Linked DNA regions of Mus musculus: region 1 is linked to region 2. The links are chromatin loops, found by intact Hi-C in ENCODE. Cell type or tissue: left cerebral cortex. All regions are shown on one strand. Region 1 overlaps Dpp6 (dipeptidylpeptidase 6). Region 2 overlaps Dpp6 (dipeptidylpeptidase 6).

Evidence for each region. A loop is a pair of places that touch in the nucleus more often than their neighbours do. Peaks named below come from ENCODE experiments on the same cell type or tissue, not always from the same donor. Only the 100,000 strongest peaks of a DNase experiment are listed, where the experiment ranks them.
Region 1: it touches region 2 in a loop (9-fold over the local background); 3 of 42 quality-filtered maps call a loop at or near these places.

Annotation. Positions count from the first base shown.
Region 1 is chr5:27,319,567-27,327,566 of GRCm38, reverse strand. All of the region lies in intron 1 of Dpp6 (dipeptidylpeptidase 6), which reads right to left. Among named protein-coding and RNA genes, the nearest start is that of Gm52769, 180 kb to the left of the region's middle. In left cerebral cortex, no CTCF peak of the experiment used is centred here; DNase peaks (open chromatin) are centred at 2,852, 3,205, 3,988, 7,975 and 2 more places; H3K27ac peaks cover 447 bases.
Region 2 is chr5:27,199,246-27,207,245 of GRCm38, reverse strand. All of the region lies in intron 1 of Dpp6 (dipeptidylpeptidase 6), which reads right to left. Among named protein-coding and RNA genes, the nearest start is that of Dpp6, 150 kb to the right of the region's middle. In left cerebral cortex, a CTCF peak has its summit at 6,074; DNase peaks (open chromatin) are centred at 2,333, 3,850 and 6,446; H3K27ac peaks cover 330 bases.

The DNA of each region.
Region 1 (8,000 bases), 120 kb before region 2:
AATACAGAGAGGCTCAGGTGCTGGGTATCCGTGTCTGGGACTGGCTGATGGGAAGCTCCTGGGATGTGTGATAGCCACAGCATTCTACATGTTTGGTGCATGAAACCATTTGAAAGTAGCTAACACACTGCATTCTGTATTATATGTGTTTTACCTCAAGAAGAATGAATGAATTTAATTGAATGAATGAATGAATGGAGTAGTTAAAAAGCATCTAATCTCCCTCAAAGTTCCTCATGGGTTCAAACTTACTGGAAATTGTTTCTTCCTGTATGCTAAGCAGTTGAGGAGGGAGAAGCCACTGCCATGTAAAAAGAGCAGGGTGACCACTTGCCCTGTGAGACCTTTGAGACAAGAGTCAACGGAAGGCCTCTTTTTATATAACGCAATGCAGATCTGCATCAGCCAGAATTAACTTAATAAAAATAGTGAAACCAAGTTAAAGGATTATTTTTACATTTTCCTGAAGCCTAGTCCTTAAAGAAAAATGAAGTTCCCGGGAAGAGGAGGCAGCATGCCCAGGGCACTGCTCCTCGGGCTGGGCTCTAAGCTCCATCCCTTTACACAGATATCTGATGATGGCCATATTAATCCATCACATTAGCATCCTTCCCCCTTCTGTTCTGCTCATACTCAGAATGAAAGAATAGAGAAGAGGTAAAAATGAGAACTAAGCAAAAGGTGCAGAGAAACACAGGCAGAGGATGGAGTGGGTGGTGGAGACTTGAGTGCCAATTGCTCACTTCAGTGTGGATATGAAAGACATGGCAGAGGAGGCAGAGGAACTCCATCCTCAAGACCAGCCCCAGGAGATCCTTAGAGTGATGGGAAAGGGATGGGGTCTCAGGGCACAACCCAGACAACCTTTACAGCTTGATTCTATCTGTTCAGGCAGACAGTAGAACTGGTGGTGGATAAGCACAAACTTCCATGCTCCATCCTAGGATGATGGGGACTCAGGTATACCAGTTGTCTTGCAGAACCTGCACTAGCACAGACTCCTGAGGCCTCTCTGTGCTATGCTGGCAGCTTCCCTTTCTAGGTTTAGCTGTCTTCTTGGCTTCTGGTTGCACATTAGAATTTGACCACACATAATAATGCATTAGTGGTGATTCCTTCTGTTGTCCTAGTAATATATTTTTAAACTGTATAGCATCTTTGTTCCATATACCAATAGATAAATCAACAAGGTCAGCAGGGAGAGACAGATGACACCAGGAGAGGCAGGGAATCAGCACCTAACCCCACCATACCTTCAAGTCAGCCCCAGTGATCAGCACTATAAATGGGAAGTGGCCAACCATGAGATTTTGCCTTCCTCTCAGAAAACTGTATGTTCCCAGTAAGGCAACCCAATAATCCTCCATGAAGCATGAAGGCAGGTGCTTTAAATTGCTCTTCAAGATGTCTTCTCATTTGCTCACAATCAGAGAGCAGTCAGCCTTCCTTCAGAGACCAGGCTACTTGAACTGATTCTATCTGAAGACTCCAATCTAATAAGGACTTGAAAGCAATCTTCAACTTCTGCTGGGGCAAGCCCTGAGCCACAGTCTCTGCTGAAGCTTGCCCTGAGCACAGCTCAGGTCAGTATCTTTGATGCAGGCTTGCCCCAGCCTTATTCAATCATCAACACCCTTGAGGGGTGTTCTCAGATCAATTGAAACACCTGTTGCTGTGGAGGTGGGCGCATTCCCTTTTCCTGGGCTCACATAGTCTAATGAAAGGCCACATGGGAAAGGATTTGACCATACTATCCACACTACCATGCAACCTTGAGATATTCAGTCTCCCCAGACCATGGCAAGGGTGGGCTGAAGTCCATTAATCCATGTTGCCAGTCAGTAGGAACAGTCTTGTTTAGGCAGATGATTCCTGGCTCCTTTTTTTGAAATTTGGGAAAGAGACCTTTTTTTCATTCATGGATCACAAGACATAAGTATATATGGGCAGCCAGATACCTGCTATCTCCTACCTTGCTCCTCCATTGTGCCCAGACAAGCCATGTGCCCTGGAAACCTGGTTTAGGAACCAAGCAACAATTTAGACCTCACAGGTCAGGCTGTGGGGCATCACAGTCAGGCTACCAATCATTCATTTGTTCTCATTCAGGAGAGTTGGCCATGAAAAGAGGGGAATTAGGCTGTTTCCTGTTATTCTGAAGTCTCCTTCTAACTTATTTACACCCTATCACTGAGTGGGTTGTTTTGTTTTTCCCCTGAGACACAATTATAGATCACACATGCCAGACTCTTAGTGAATGCCTGGCCAACTAAATCAAGGCATTTACCCCTTGCTGTGTGTTCAGGCCTTTTACATAGATTGGAGCCTACAGATGTGACATAAAGATACTTGCTAAAAAGAAGCAGATCAAGGCTTTTTCCAAGGTGTCAACAGCACTTCCCACCCTTCTGGCTATGCCTCATCCAGGCAAGTTTTCTAGTCTTGTGTTTGCATCTTTGGAAGATAATCTTAACCTGGTTTGGGTTCACCAGGGGTGACACTGATCCTGCCATTTATGCTATAAAACGAAAAGGGTAAGGGAAGCCATTTACGGGTGGGATAAAAGAAGGAACCTGGAGATGAGGGCAGATCTTGGACACAGAAAGCTATTTTCCAAGAAGCAGGAGGGTAGTAGTCCACAAATTGCACTGCACAGTGGTACTCAGCACTCAGAAGATGTTTTGAGACTGAGTTAGCACAGCCTGGCCTTCCAACAACTAAATGGCAACCTGAGAAGAGATGAATGCCAGTTTCAGTCCTTACACTTGAATGATTGCCACTGGCACAGTAACTCGAGCCAAGAGGAGACTGACTGAAAGTCTCACATCTCAAAGCCAAGCAGCAGTGTAAGCTTTCCTCTGCATGCAGCTGGGCTGTGGGCAGCTGCTGCAGCACTTACGCCCACCTAAGCAGAGTGTCCTGTTGTCTGCCTACAGCCTCCATTCCATTCCAGTCACCCAGCTTCCATTCACGTGTTTGTACTCTTCAGTCAATTGTGCCCTTGACCAATCACATCTTACCTCTCTGACAATAGGTAACTGAGTAGGTTTGGGTGTGTGCACCTGCCAACACCAAGGTTTGGAATGCAGTTCCAGCTGTAGGTTCCCTAAAGTCAAATCTAGCCTCCTGCCATTCACTGTGTGTGTGTGATTTAATGTCTCCAAGATCACTGTTCCATAAGATATGTCCTAAAATACAGTGTTCCCCAAATGTTACTTCAATTAGCACAACTGAGAGCCACACGGTAGAGTTTACATAGGAACCATTTTGGTTGCTTCCAAAAATATTCCCCATGAATTGTATAAGTGTGGGATGCACTGATGCCTTCATAATGGAAGGTGCCATGTGTACCATGTCTTACTTGAGTGTCAGTGCTAGGAGATAGCCCCCATGTTTAAGATGTCCCCACTTGACCTTGTCACACAGAATCCAGAACTCACCCTCTATTTCCACTCATAAGTGCACCCACTTCCTCAACAATGATCCTGAGGGTTCTCCATGCCAGGTATGGTTCTGAGGGCTGACGGGATCAGGCAAACAGACCTCCTCTCCCTCTTCAGCATGTTCACTGGTAGAGGACAAATGGCTTTACAGGTAGGATTTCAAAGGTGCTATAAAGAATGAGACACGGTGAGGGGTCATTGAATATGTATAGGGAGCAGGTTATTAGGCAGCAGAGAAAGGGAGAGGCAAGCACATTCCATGCCTGGTTTTCTCTTGGTTGCCATTTTCACTGGAGTTCAAGCCCCACCTGCCCCAGGGCAGGCAGGAACACAGGTTTTTCTGCACATTTCTAATCCCCGAACAGTGGCAATAACTGATTTGCAGCCATGACATGCCACCTCATAGCTTTCTTCCCCTGTTTGTGGTTTGAAGACTGCCCTACAGAGACTGCTCCTACCCAAATCAGCTAGCCCTACCCCCTTGTTCAGCTGTATGCAATAAACCCACTTCCTTGTGTAGGTGTGCATAATAAATGTGCTTCTGGAGTGTTGAGCCTCCCCTCATCAGGGCAAGCACAGGCCATCTGGTCCCAGCTTTGCTGTTTCTGTGTTCATGTGTCTCTCTTTATTCCCTCACCGTCCCTAGTAAGGATTCTAGGCCCCAAGCTGTTCAAAGATGTGATAGGGCAAGGAAAATTAAAATCAAGAGGAAAGAAAGCTCTGGGCCCCTTTAGTCAGATGCTCACAAAAATGAAGAAAGTCCAAGTCCACCATCTACCTTGAACCTTTCAGGAGACATAGGTGTGTGTGGGGGGGAAGGGGGTTGGTTGGGGGAGGGGGACCATGGCATGTGTCTCCACTGGGGACATTGCTGTGCAATGACAAAGGAGCACTTAGGATAAGGTGTTCCCACTGGAGCCACTGGGTAATTCAGGTCTTTCCTCTAATTCTTTGAAAATGGAACATTTTCCGATCAGGTAATGCAAATCTAATGGCCTCCTGCTCCACACTGCCCCAGGCCTGAATGCATTACTGAGAAAAGATGATTATTTTCTGCCACTTTCAAGAGAGGATATAAAAAGCCAACATTTATTGACCTTACCAAAGCCTTTGATGCAATTAACAGCAATTTGGCTAGAATAAAACTGCATGCAATTGACCTTACTTCATTAGTCTGAAGATTATTTCACAAATGGAGAGCAAAGTGCTGCAATTTAACAGATGAACTCCGATCACTGATTAAATGAATCTTATTTCAATTCCGACAAACCAGGAGCGCTTTCTAAAGATAATGCATTAATGAAAAAGACACTACACGTGTTTACTTTGAGATCAGAAGAAACTAGTGTGTGTGTGTTTGTGTGTTTAATTTTCCATGAATTTCTTTCTATCTTAACTTCTTGTTTTACATCTTAAGATCAAAGATCCATTATTCCATGTTTTTATGAGACATCTAAGATAGATGGTAGCCCAGAGGAAGATGGGTCTTTCCTTTTATTTGGGTAGGATTCCAAGCCAATAAAATTTTATTCATATTTCTAAACATCTGGAATACAATGTAAAGTTTTCTATAAGGTGAAATCTCACTCATTACAAAACTTTAGCTGCCAATGTCTGTGTGTCACTTCTGGCCCACCTATCTCCACTGTGAGGCTGTTGTGCCTGCTGTCCTTCCAGCCCTCCTCCTGCTTCCTGCATGCATTCTGAATTCTGCTTTAGTTCAGTGACTTTTGGTAGGATTTGATATGAAGACACATTTGCAGGCAAGTGCTCCATCCAACCTGAGAGGAGAAGACTGGTCACTGCTTCCACTGTTGTGACTCTAGAGATGACCCGTGGTCTATGGCATTCTATCTCTTTCTCACACCCTTAGTCAACAAGTGAAAGGCAATTGAGTATACATTTGCTTAGTACTGACCTGAGTCCCGTTAACACAGAGGAAATACCCAGATTTAACTTTCAACATAATGAAAAGCAAGATTGTGAAAACCATGAAAAAAGAAAACTCTTTCAAATACAAACCAGTAAAATGAGAAGCCAGTGACAGACTAGTGTGCACTGTGCAGCCTTCAGCTAAGTAACACAAAACAAAACAGAATGGGAATAACAGAGAAAGAAAAGTCATAGGACAAAAGAATCATAGTGGTATCACTACCCTCATAGGAATCACTGACAAAGATGTGTGAGACCACCACCCAGGAAACTCAGAGAAATCAGAGACCAAAAAAAAAAAAATCAGTGACGCACACCACCACCACCCAGAGTGCAACAGGGTTTGTGACAAGTAGATCACTCCGATCATTTGCCTCCTACTTAAGTTCTGTGCTAATGACACCCAAAACAACTCTCTCTCTCTCTCTCTCTCTCTCTCTCTCTCTCTTTCTCCCCCTCCCCCTCCCCCTTTGTTATAAATATAACAAAGCTCAGGGAAAACAAGAAAGGGATGTGTTTCATAAATCAAATAAAAATAATATTTCATTACATGATGAAAAAGGAAAATGCTAAACAAAAAGGCAAGACCAGGAAGCAACACTGTGTCCATGTTCTCAGACTGACTCCCAGCAACACTGTGCCCATGTTCTCAGACTCCCAGCAACACTGTGTCCATGTTCTCAGACTGACTCCCAGCAACACTGTGTCTATGTTCTCAGACTGACTCCCAGCAACACTGTGTCCATGTTCTCAGACTCCCAGCAACACTGTGTCTATGTTCTCAGACTGACTCCCAGCAACACTGTGCCCATGTTCTCAGACTCCCAGCAACACTGTGTCTATGTTCTCAGACTGACTCCCAGCAACACTGTGTCTATGTTCTCAGACTGACTCCCAGCAACACTGTGTCCATGTTCTCAGACTGACTCCCAGCAACACTGTGCCCATGTTCTCAGATTGCCATGAGCTACTGTGAACAGCAACAGATGAAAGGTCACGTCACAAACATGGTTTGTTTGCAATATTCCAGGTGATGTCTCACAGGGAGGAGATATGAGTAACTTACATTGATCAATCAGTGGGGGAGGATTATGGAAACGTACTATTAGAGCAAAATAATAGCTTGAATAAGTTACCTGAAAAGACCATAGGAAAAGTAGCCTGGCCACCAGAGCACTGGGAAAGAAACTCCCAAGATTCCATCCACTCCCTCTCTAAAGACCACCACAACCAAGAGCAAACCTGCCTGGACTATTGCCCCTGTATGAAGGCAAAAGGAATGGTATTCCCCTACATTGTTGATGGGCATGTGGGTCACTGTAAGTACAGTCATCTCTTTCTATCTTATCCCTTGGATTCAATCACCTGCAGACTGAAAATATCTTTAAAATATTGGTCCTGGAAGAAGGTTCTGTGGATGAAAACACTTGCCAATCAAGTCCAACATCCCGAGTTTAATCTCCAGAACCCACAAAAAGTTGCATGTAGTGGTGAGTATCAACAGATTGTGTGGAGAGATGAAAGGCAGAGACAGAGCACTCTCTCAGAAGTCTGTGAGCCAGTAACCTGCAGTAATGGGGAACTCAGAAAGGCAGAAACAAGAAGAGAGACTCTACTCCAGCAAGGTGGATGGAGAGAACCAACTCTCTACAGCTAGTAGTTCTCCAACCGGCACGTGCAAGCTGTGGCATTTGCAGCATGCATACATGTACACACACACACACACACACACACACACAAACATACACACACACACACACACACACACACACACACACACACACACTTTTTAACTTCAAAAATACTTTCCCTAAATTGTATCCATTTTGCACTGACTGTTCTCAGCACAGCGTATGCAGGTGGGGTTGGCCCCTTTTGCAGTCATGACCTTGGCTCAAGTTCTCCCCCTGCTTTTTTGGCTTTCCATAGCCAGGGCAAATACCCAGACTTACAAGGACCATAACTTGCTCTTGCCTTTGAATCCTGTGTCTAGTCCAGTGCCAGACACACAGTTAATAAAGATTACTACAAAGATGACTGAGCTCAGACCTGATAGACGATGGCAGAAATTCTTCTTGACCCCAGAGGGCATGGTGATTGGGAAAGAAATTTTGGTAAAGAGATTTCTTTTCTTCAAAAAAATTTTTCTTGAGAAGCCTGAGGTAAGAGGACAGGATGTTTGTCCTGTGAGCCACAGACTCCTGTCTGTCATTGGCATAGAGTCAGCTGTCCGCCACCAGAGCTTTGGTGTAACCTTCCTAGTCTGGATGTACATTAGAGCCAACACTGTCGTCCAGTGCCAGCTGTCTACTGCTGGTCTTTAGGGGGCAACAGTTCCTGTTTCTGGGAAGCAGTTTTAATAGGTTAGACGCTTAGCTTGCGTGGATGTCTTTTCTTCTGCACAATCTCAAAAGAATCAGAGTTGGTACAAATAGCTATTTTTAAAGCAATCAAAGGAAAGTGAGCAACCACAGCCCTTTCTAGTTGCTTGAACACTCTGCAAAAGATCACTGTGAAGAGGTGGATATCTTTATGGTAGGTAAAAGCCTATATATGTCAAAGAGCTTTTATGAAATCAACTTAATCAACAACCTTAGTTGTGGCTTGGGGTATCAGATTTGGGTC
Region 2 (8,000 bases):
TTCTTGTTCTACCAGAAGAAACATTTTGTAGAGTGCTGGACCATGGACCTTACTCAGACACCCTCTCATGCACGCAGGACTGAACATATAAGGGACGAATCTACGGTGTGTGGTTGGGCGCCCTTGCCATTGTGGGACTCAGAGGCAAGAGTAAAGCCAGGGGACAGAAACAGCTACACACAGAAGCAAAATACTAGAGGATAACCTGTGATCTTTTAAAGATCACAAGGCAAGCCTGGATGGAACTCTCAGGGCTTCTACACCACAGGACACACATGCATGAGAAGAAAATTCAATCCAGTGACTTTAACCAGGCATGCCTCTCGGGGAGTGTCACAGTTTTCCTGAAAAACTCGGGGCTCTCATTTCAATTAGGAAATGATATTCCTTCTAAGCTGGACCACATGAAATGACTTCAAGCTCTGCCTCAAGTGAGAATGGGAAAGCATGAATTGGAAACCTTCCTGGCTTGCTGGCAAAAGTGAAGACTCACCAGGCATCAAGCCTAGAAACTTGATTTGATCCCTGGGAACAATATTGTGGAAGCATCACAGTATGGCACACACACTTAAGTAAATAAAACAAACAAATGAAAATTTTTTAAAAAGACAAAATTCTAGCCAGACCTGATGTTTAACTGGTTTGACCTCACAGAGACACGCACTTCTTCCAGAAGGACTGGCAGTTGCTTACGAGAGCAATCCAATTTTATGCTGCTTGCGTCAAAGAGAAATTTGTGTGTGTCGGCCTGTGGTTAGTGTACAGCAAGGCCCAGTAGAGGAGTTGGTTCCTGTTCTGGCCTCAGCCCTGCTCCCTGTAGCCCTGTGGTAGTGTGCCCCTCGCTTTGGTCTGCCACTGTGACACAGCAGTGAGTATGCCATTTCCTCATCAGGTTGTCACAAGACCTAAGTCTCTGTGGCTGGATTAGAGATAGGGCTTAGGAAATATTCACCAGTGATTATCGACTCAGTGAGGGCTCCATTTCCTTCTACAGGAGAGAAGCGCTGTAGCCCTTCTGAATTATGATGGCTTCACAGCAAAGCTCTTTCTTTAGTACCTGTCAATATAACCTCAGAAAGCTTGAGTTCAGGCCTCAGGAAAACTGTACATCTTCATATTTGATAAGAAAATTATACTATTTGGCTCAGATGTCAAATGAGTCTTGAACATGGTAACAGAGCAATGAAAATGCTATTTATAACCTAAATATCAAACTGTTCCCCAAAGTGACAAGATCAATGCTGCAGCTCAGAGCCTCACCCTCACCAGCAGATGATGCTATTAAAAACATCAGATAACACATCTCTCAGGGAACAGGAAGATGCCGCAGACACCTGCAAAGTCCTCGTGGGATCCAGAGCTTTCCTTCTGATGAGGGAAAGTCAGTGTAGAGTGTTCTAGATCTTCTCACATATGAGAGTCAGGCAGGCTGGAAATCAGACATCCCCTTCTGCTCTCCTATTGCCTGAAAACATGCCTCTGATGCCATGTGGACCTATAGGCTGGGCCGTTCTAGATGAGACTCTTCCATGCTCCCAACCTCCCCCTCCCCACCCGCAATTTAGTGCACAACGAGGTACTGTTTCCATACCCTATAATGATTTTTTTTTAAATAAGGACAGAGTGCCTGAATATTCAGGAGAAAAACAGATTTTAGAATGATTGACTGGGCTAGGATGACATTGATGTCATCTTAAGGAGAGAAGAAGCAAGGAGAGAAAACAGAGGGGAAGAAGGGAATGGGAGAGTAGAGGAGAGGAGAGGAGAGGAGAGGAGAGGAGAGGAGAGGGGGAAGGGAAGAAAGGGAAAAGAAGCAGAAGAGAAAGGGGGAAGAGGAGAGTTTGATGACAAGAATGTTGGGGTTGAGGGGCTCAGACCAGAACATGGCAGGAGGCTAGACAATAAACAGGGTGAGCTCATGAAAGCAGGCACCTGGCTGAGGCTGTGCCCATTAACTCAGTCTGGTGGACTCCATGGGTGCCTTGAGTCCTTTTAATCCTGTCCTGGGTGAAATGAGCGCTTTGGGTTAAAATGAACGACCTGTATCTCAGAGTCTGCTTCTCCTGTCACTGCTCACTCCCCCACCGCTTTCCTTGTGCTGACCTGTACAGCCACGCTAACCAGACACAAAGAAAGCCCTCTAGGTGTTCTGAACAATTCTCAGGCCTGGAGTCAGAGACAGCCACTTGTAGGGCAGGCTTAAAGGTGGCAGGCAGAAAAGAAGAAAGCTCTTGCACTCTGCCTGCTGCACACCATCTGAAAGGCTGTCAGCGGCCTTGGATTTGATTCATGCCAAGCTTTATACTGACACCCACCCCCCTCAGCAGTGATATTTTAAAATCCTCTTTTGTCATTTTAAGCTCCACAGGAAGAGAGATTCCAGAGCTCGTGGGTTTGGAAGAAGAGGGATCTAGGAGAGAACTCATAGGCACTGAGCAAGCAAACTTGGCTGGGCGCTCCATTATTATTTTTCTTATGTTCCTAGTAGCCTGCACATCTATTAGGCCACTGAGTTTTTTGTGATTGCAGGAAAATACTAAAAAGGAACCCAGGAATCCTTGAAACTGAACTACCCTGACAATCGAACTGAACCTGACAACGTGGGTGTCAGGGGAGCCCACACCCACTGCCTGTAGTTCCAGCTGAAGAGAACTGAAAGGTGACATTTCACTCAGCACAGAGAGTGAATGACTGTCCAAGATACAGAGGAGCAGGTAGGTAGCCTATGTGGAAAGGTATTCTCTGAATGTATGCTAACTTGACAATAAAGGGGAAAATATTCTCATTCATACTGTAGAAACAGAATGTTTCTTGAAGACAGCAAGCAAGAGAGGGACCCTTTGAATGGGTCCACCTCTGCAATGCCCAGTAGTCACCAAATTCATAGAGGAAGATGGGTGATGGCCAGCTTCTGGGACAGGGGCAGGAGAGTGACCACTTACTGCCCCAACCTCTTTCTTGTGTAAGTCCTAGAATTGATTGTGGTAATGGTTGGTGCACCACGTGAGTCTACTTTTAAACTCTGAATTGAATACTTCAGATGCCTGAGTTCTATGGCATACAAATCAAATCTAGAGCATTTTCCAGGACATCAGAAGCCCAATGTGTAGGACCCACTAGTGGCTGACCTTCTTGCCCCCACGGCAGAGGTTTTCAGAAAGGTAAAGGGCAGCACTGAGGCCGGCCTGTTTCTAAAAGGGTCTTGGGAATCAGCCTTGGGGAACTGGGCCCTGGGCCTGTAAGAGCAGGTCACACTGTCTTCCTGTGGGTCATTGTGAGGCCAGCTCACCTGAGGCCTTGGGGAGACAGAACTACAGCCTAGGCATGTCTGGATTACCAGTCAAGACTCTGGGGAGCTCAAACTTCCCATTTCGCACATAAGAGATAGATTAGGAATTAGAAGCCCTAGGTGATGTGTGATCCCACATTACTGGCATCTCTATGCGTAGATCAGTCATTGTGAATGACCCTATTACCTGTCTCTTGTAACTTTATCACCTATTAAATGAAAAGAATGACCCAGACCCCTGCTGTCCCTTTCCAACAGGCTAGATCTCCAGACAGTCTGTCTGGGGGTAGAGGATAGGATGTGAATCCAGGGTGTGCCCAGGTAAGGGATTACAGACAAAGTCCCCAGCTAATGGTGTGGCTGGAGATCCAGAAATAGATGCCTCAAGCAAACGCACTGAGAACCATCTGGGCTTCGTGATCCAGGAAGAGAAATGCAGCTTTGGGGACAAGTGTCTAGGAAACTAAAAATAGAGATATGCTAAAGGTCACTGATTATTCCTATATCTTTCTGTGGAACTCTTAGTACAGAGGCACAGCATCTCATTGTCATGGAAACAGGAACACTCCCTGATTCCCAACATCACATGCCACACACAGGTTGTCAAACCAGGCTGTTCCATCTGGCCATGGCAAAGTCACAGAGCCACACCACCAAACAGTCTGGCTCCCCACCTGTCACCTTCTTTCTGCTGCTGTCTATGTTGAAGTCTACCATGAAAAGGACCATGGGTGTGGCAGTCTTTTCAGCTTCTAATTGGGTACCCCTACACTCTGTCACCCCACTGTGAAGGGCTGACTGGACAGTGAAGGGTTTAGAAACAACCCCATTCTCTCTTCTTTCTTCCTAGTTCAACCTCCCATATCCTGAGAAGCCATCTTCATTCTTCCAAGAAAAATTTCCACAGTATGTCAGACCTACCTCTTTCCTTTCTCTATGCATTCCTGGCCACGATGCCTATTGTATAGGAAATGTTCTGCTTTGCATTGCTGGATGCTTCTCTAATGTATGGTTTCCTCACCACTGTAGCACACCTCACCAGAGGATGACCTCAGCAGGAAACTCTCCTCATAGTCCAGGGACTAGAAGTCTAAAGGTGACATCAGGGCTGGTTCCTTCTGAGACCAGGGAGGATGGTCCCAGGCCTCTTTCTGCTGTTGGCAGTCAGTGAAGGTCATTTGGAACCTCTTGGTTTATAGCAGATGCATTATCTAAACCGAAGCTTCCTAAAGTGTGCATTGCTATCCCAGTTGTAATATAACTAAAAAGAGATTCATGAAAAACTGGGTAACACAGACAGGTTTCTGCTTCACAAACAAAAGTTAGTGGAGAATCAAGCATGCAGTGAAACCAAGCTCTTTCTAGAAGCATTTCTCAGTGCTGCAGACATGGCATCACTTCAGCCTTGATTCTGAGCACACAACATGCACCCATGCTGTGTACACCATCTCTCCTTGGGAATGCTCTTGGAGTTAAGAGACTGTGTTCTGAGCTGCAGGCCTTTTAGTGCCTACACATGGTTTTCCACTCTTCTAGAAGCAGAGGTTTACTTCCAGAAAGCAACAACTTTCAGCATTCACCACCATCTCCCTCAGTATGCAGCTCCAGACACAGCACCTCATTTAGTTATCTTGTGGTGGTGTGTTGATTGTAAAAACTGCTGTTTCATTTGCTGACTTGAGTTTCATATAAAAACACTAAAAGAAGTTTTGGTTTGGGATTAGGATAGACTTTCCAACCATTTCTAAAATAGCCCTAAACTTATCTCTGCCATTTTGTACTGTGTACTTACTCAAAGCAGTGTTTTGAGCATTAATGATTATACAATCAAAATATCGATTAACTCTAAGAAGTGTCGAAAATGCCCTATGTCCTGAAGCATCAAGTTTTTAGCCAGGTTGTATTTTTTTTTTTTGTTGTTGTTAAAAGAAGCACATCTCATTAGTATGTGCAATGGGTCAACAGACACTTGGGTGTGTCTATGAAGGCGTTTCCAGAGAGACTTAACTGAGGAAGAATAACTACCCTGAAGATGTGCATCACCATCCCATGGGCTGTGGAATACAATTAAATTAAAAAAAAAAGAGTGAGTAGAAGTTAAGAATGCATCCTTCTGTCTCCTGCCTCAGGATGTGATGTGAGCAGCTGCCCCACACCCCTACCTCCTGCCTCAGGATGTGATGTGAGCAGCTGCTTCACACCCCTGCCTCCTGCCTAAGGATGTGATGTGAGCAGCTGCCCCACACCCCTACCTCCTCGCCTTCCCACCATGATGGACTGTATCTTTGAATCATGAACCCAAATAAACTCTCTTTCATCCAGTTGTTTTTGTCACAGCAACCAGAACATTAACTAGTATAGCACACAAAGTTAAAAATTACATTCTAAAGAATTTTTTAAAGCTAATACATTTAGGATTAACTTCCATTTGTATACATATTTTTCATACTTACATTGGGGCCATGTTAAATTTGCTCTGGTAAAAGTAGGTTGGAGTGGAGAAATCAGAGAGAAAGTTATAGAGCTCGTCTCCATCTGCACAAAGCGCTGCCATGCTTTGTCTAGCTGTGAATCTGAATGAATCCTTCTTTGTACTAGAACAGATGTCAGATGGACTGGGGCCCATATGTACAAAAACGATGTGACCTGGGCAGGTGACATCTCTAAGGCAGGCCAGGAGTCTCTGTGTGAACTGTGGGTGAACACAGCCATGCTCATAGCAGAAAGGCCATTGCTTATCTGACTAGACATGAAGCACAGGCTGCTGGTGTGCTGCCCCTAGAGGCTGAGACTGAAGATGCTATGTTGTTATCACTGGATCAGCAAGGCAAAGGATGCTTCCAGAAGTCCCTCCCTCCCATCTAACCACCTCTTCTACTCCCAAAATCATCAGAAATGCCACTCTCTCTGTTTCTCAAAGGATGCTTTCCAGCTCTTCCAGGGCTCTCCAGTTTCCATCTGGCAGACCTCTCTCTCTCTAGATTCCCTCTCACACCAGTTTCCTTCTCAGTGAGAGAATTTTAGCCACTTTCCCCCTTCAAAACACAGTGGCTGGCAGTGCCTTATTTTTATCACCAGCAACAAGGTTGGTGATTTGTCACATAAATAGTGAGAGGAACTTGAGAGTCTCCTCAAGATGTCAGCACTTTGGGTTCCTGGCTTCTCTGCTACTCCCCATCATTTATTTCCATCTGCAGTCCTTCTGCAATGTGTTTAATTGAGCTCAGATGTGTTGGGCTGGCTGCTGCCTATCTTCCCTGTGCTTGGCAGCATCAAGACACCAACGAAGAAGGAGAAACAGATGCTTAATGTGGGCCATGCAGGTGTGATGTGTGAAGGCTATTAAAAGCCTGGACAAAAAGAACACACACACACACACACACACACACACACACACACACACACACACACACAAAATCTCCTCCCTGCCTCAGTGAGTGAGTGTGTGTGTGTGTGTGGGGGGGGGTAGTAAGAGGATATCACCAACTATTTGTTCCTGTCTCTGAGTGTCTTTTGTTATTTACTGTTGTGGATATCATCCTTGCTGGCTCACAAGCATCCATGGATTCTGTTTCCATCTGCACCCATTGTATCTCACTTCTCCCTTTCATGCCACCATTGTGTTCTATCCAACTATGGTTCATTCTCAGTCCTGATTTCTGCCACTGCATCCAAAATACAACATGAATGGATCTTGAGTCACCTGCTGGGTGAGGATGGGGGTCCTATCACATGGCCACCAGGCAGTTTCATGATAAATTTTCCTGATACCTCTGTTGGCATATTTCAAAATCTTCAGGGTATGTGAGCAAGTTAGTTGTGGTAATTCCCACAATGGTACCTACGCAAAAGCATCACAGAAAGGGCAAGAATGATGTAAAAATTCACGTGTGTCATTAGTCTTTCTAAGTCTTTCAATGAACCTGAACCATACTCAGAATGAACCTACTGTCTGTACTTCTTTCCCCATCACTAGTCCCTCTGCCTCTGAAAGGACTCAGTGCTGGGGCTTCCCTCTGACTTCAGGTCCATGTCTTTATGGGTGCTTGACTGGCTCTGTCTCCTGCTCCATTGGGTGATTGGCCATTGAACTTATCTTGCCACAAGGCCTGTGTTGACCATCTGATGTCAGCACAACCCTTGTGCCTAGCTCTGCAATGCTGCCTACCCGCCTGATTTGAGCACTACTGGCTCTAACTTCTTGTGTAGGGTTCATGCTGCTCTCTGGTAGAACTACTTTTCCTTATTCCTATTCTTGCTGTTTCACTGAGAGATCCCAGCCAAAGTGTCCTGCTGCATAACACTGTGATTCTGGCATTTCAAACTGATGCCCTTCAAGGAGCATAGATCCCCTTTGGGACACTTAGAACATGCTCACACATAGTGTCAGGAGCCCTGAATTATGACTCTTGACAGATCTTCCTCCTTCCCCAGCATCCTTTACTGTGTCTTGGACCACAAGGGAAGGAGACACTGCCTAGGTCATGGTGATCATCTCCCTTCAAGTGATGATGCCCAGCCCTGGAATTTGAGTACTACTGGCTCTGGCTTCTTGGGTAGTGCTCGTGCTGCTTTCTGGTAGAACTACTGTTCTGAATGGTGGTGCTAAGATCATGTGTGACTTGCATCAAACATCAGAAGCTACCCACAACCCTGAGAAGAGAAGATTATATTAGGAACCTAGGGTTCCAACATTGTTCAGGTTCAAAGC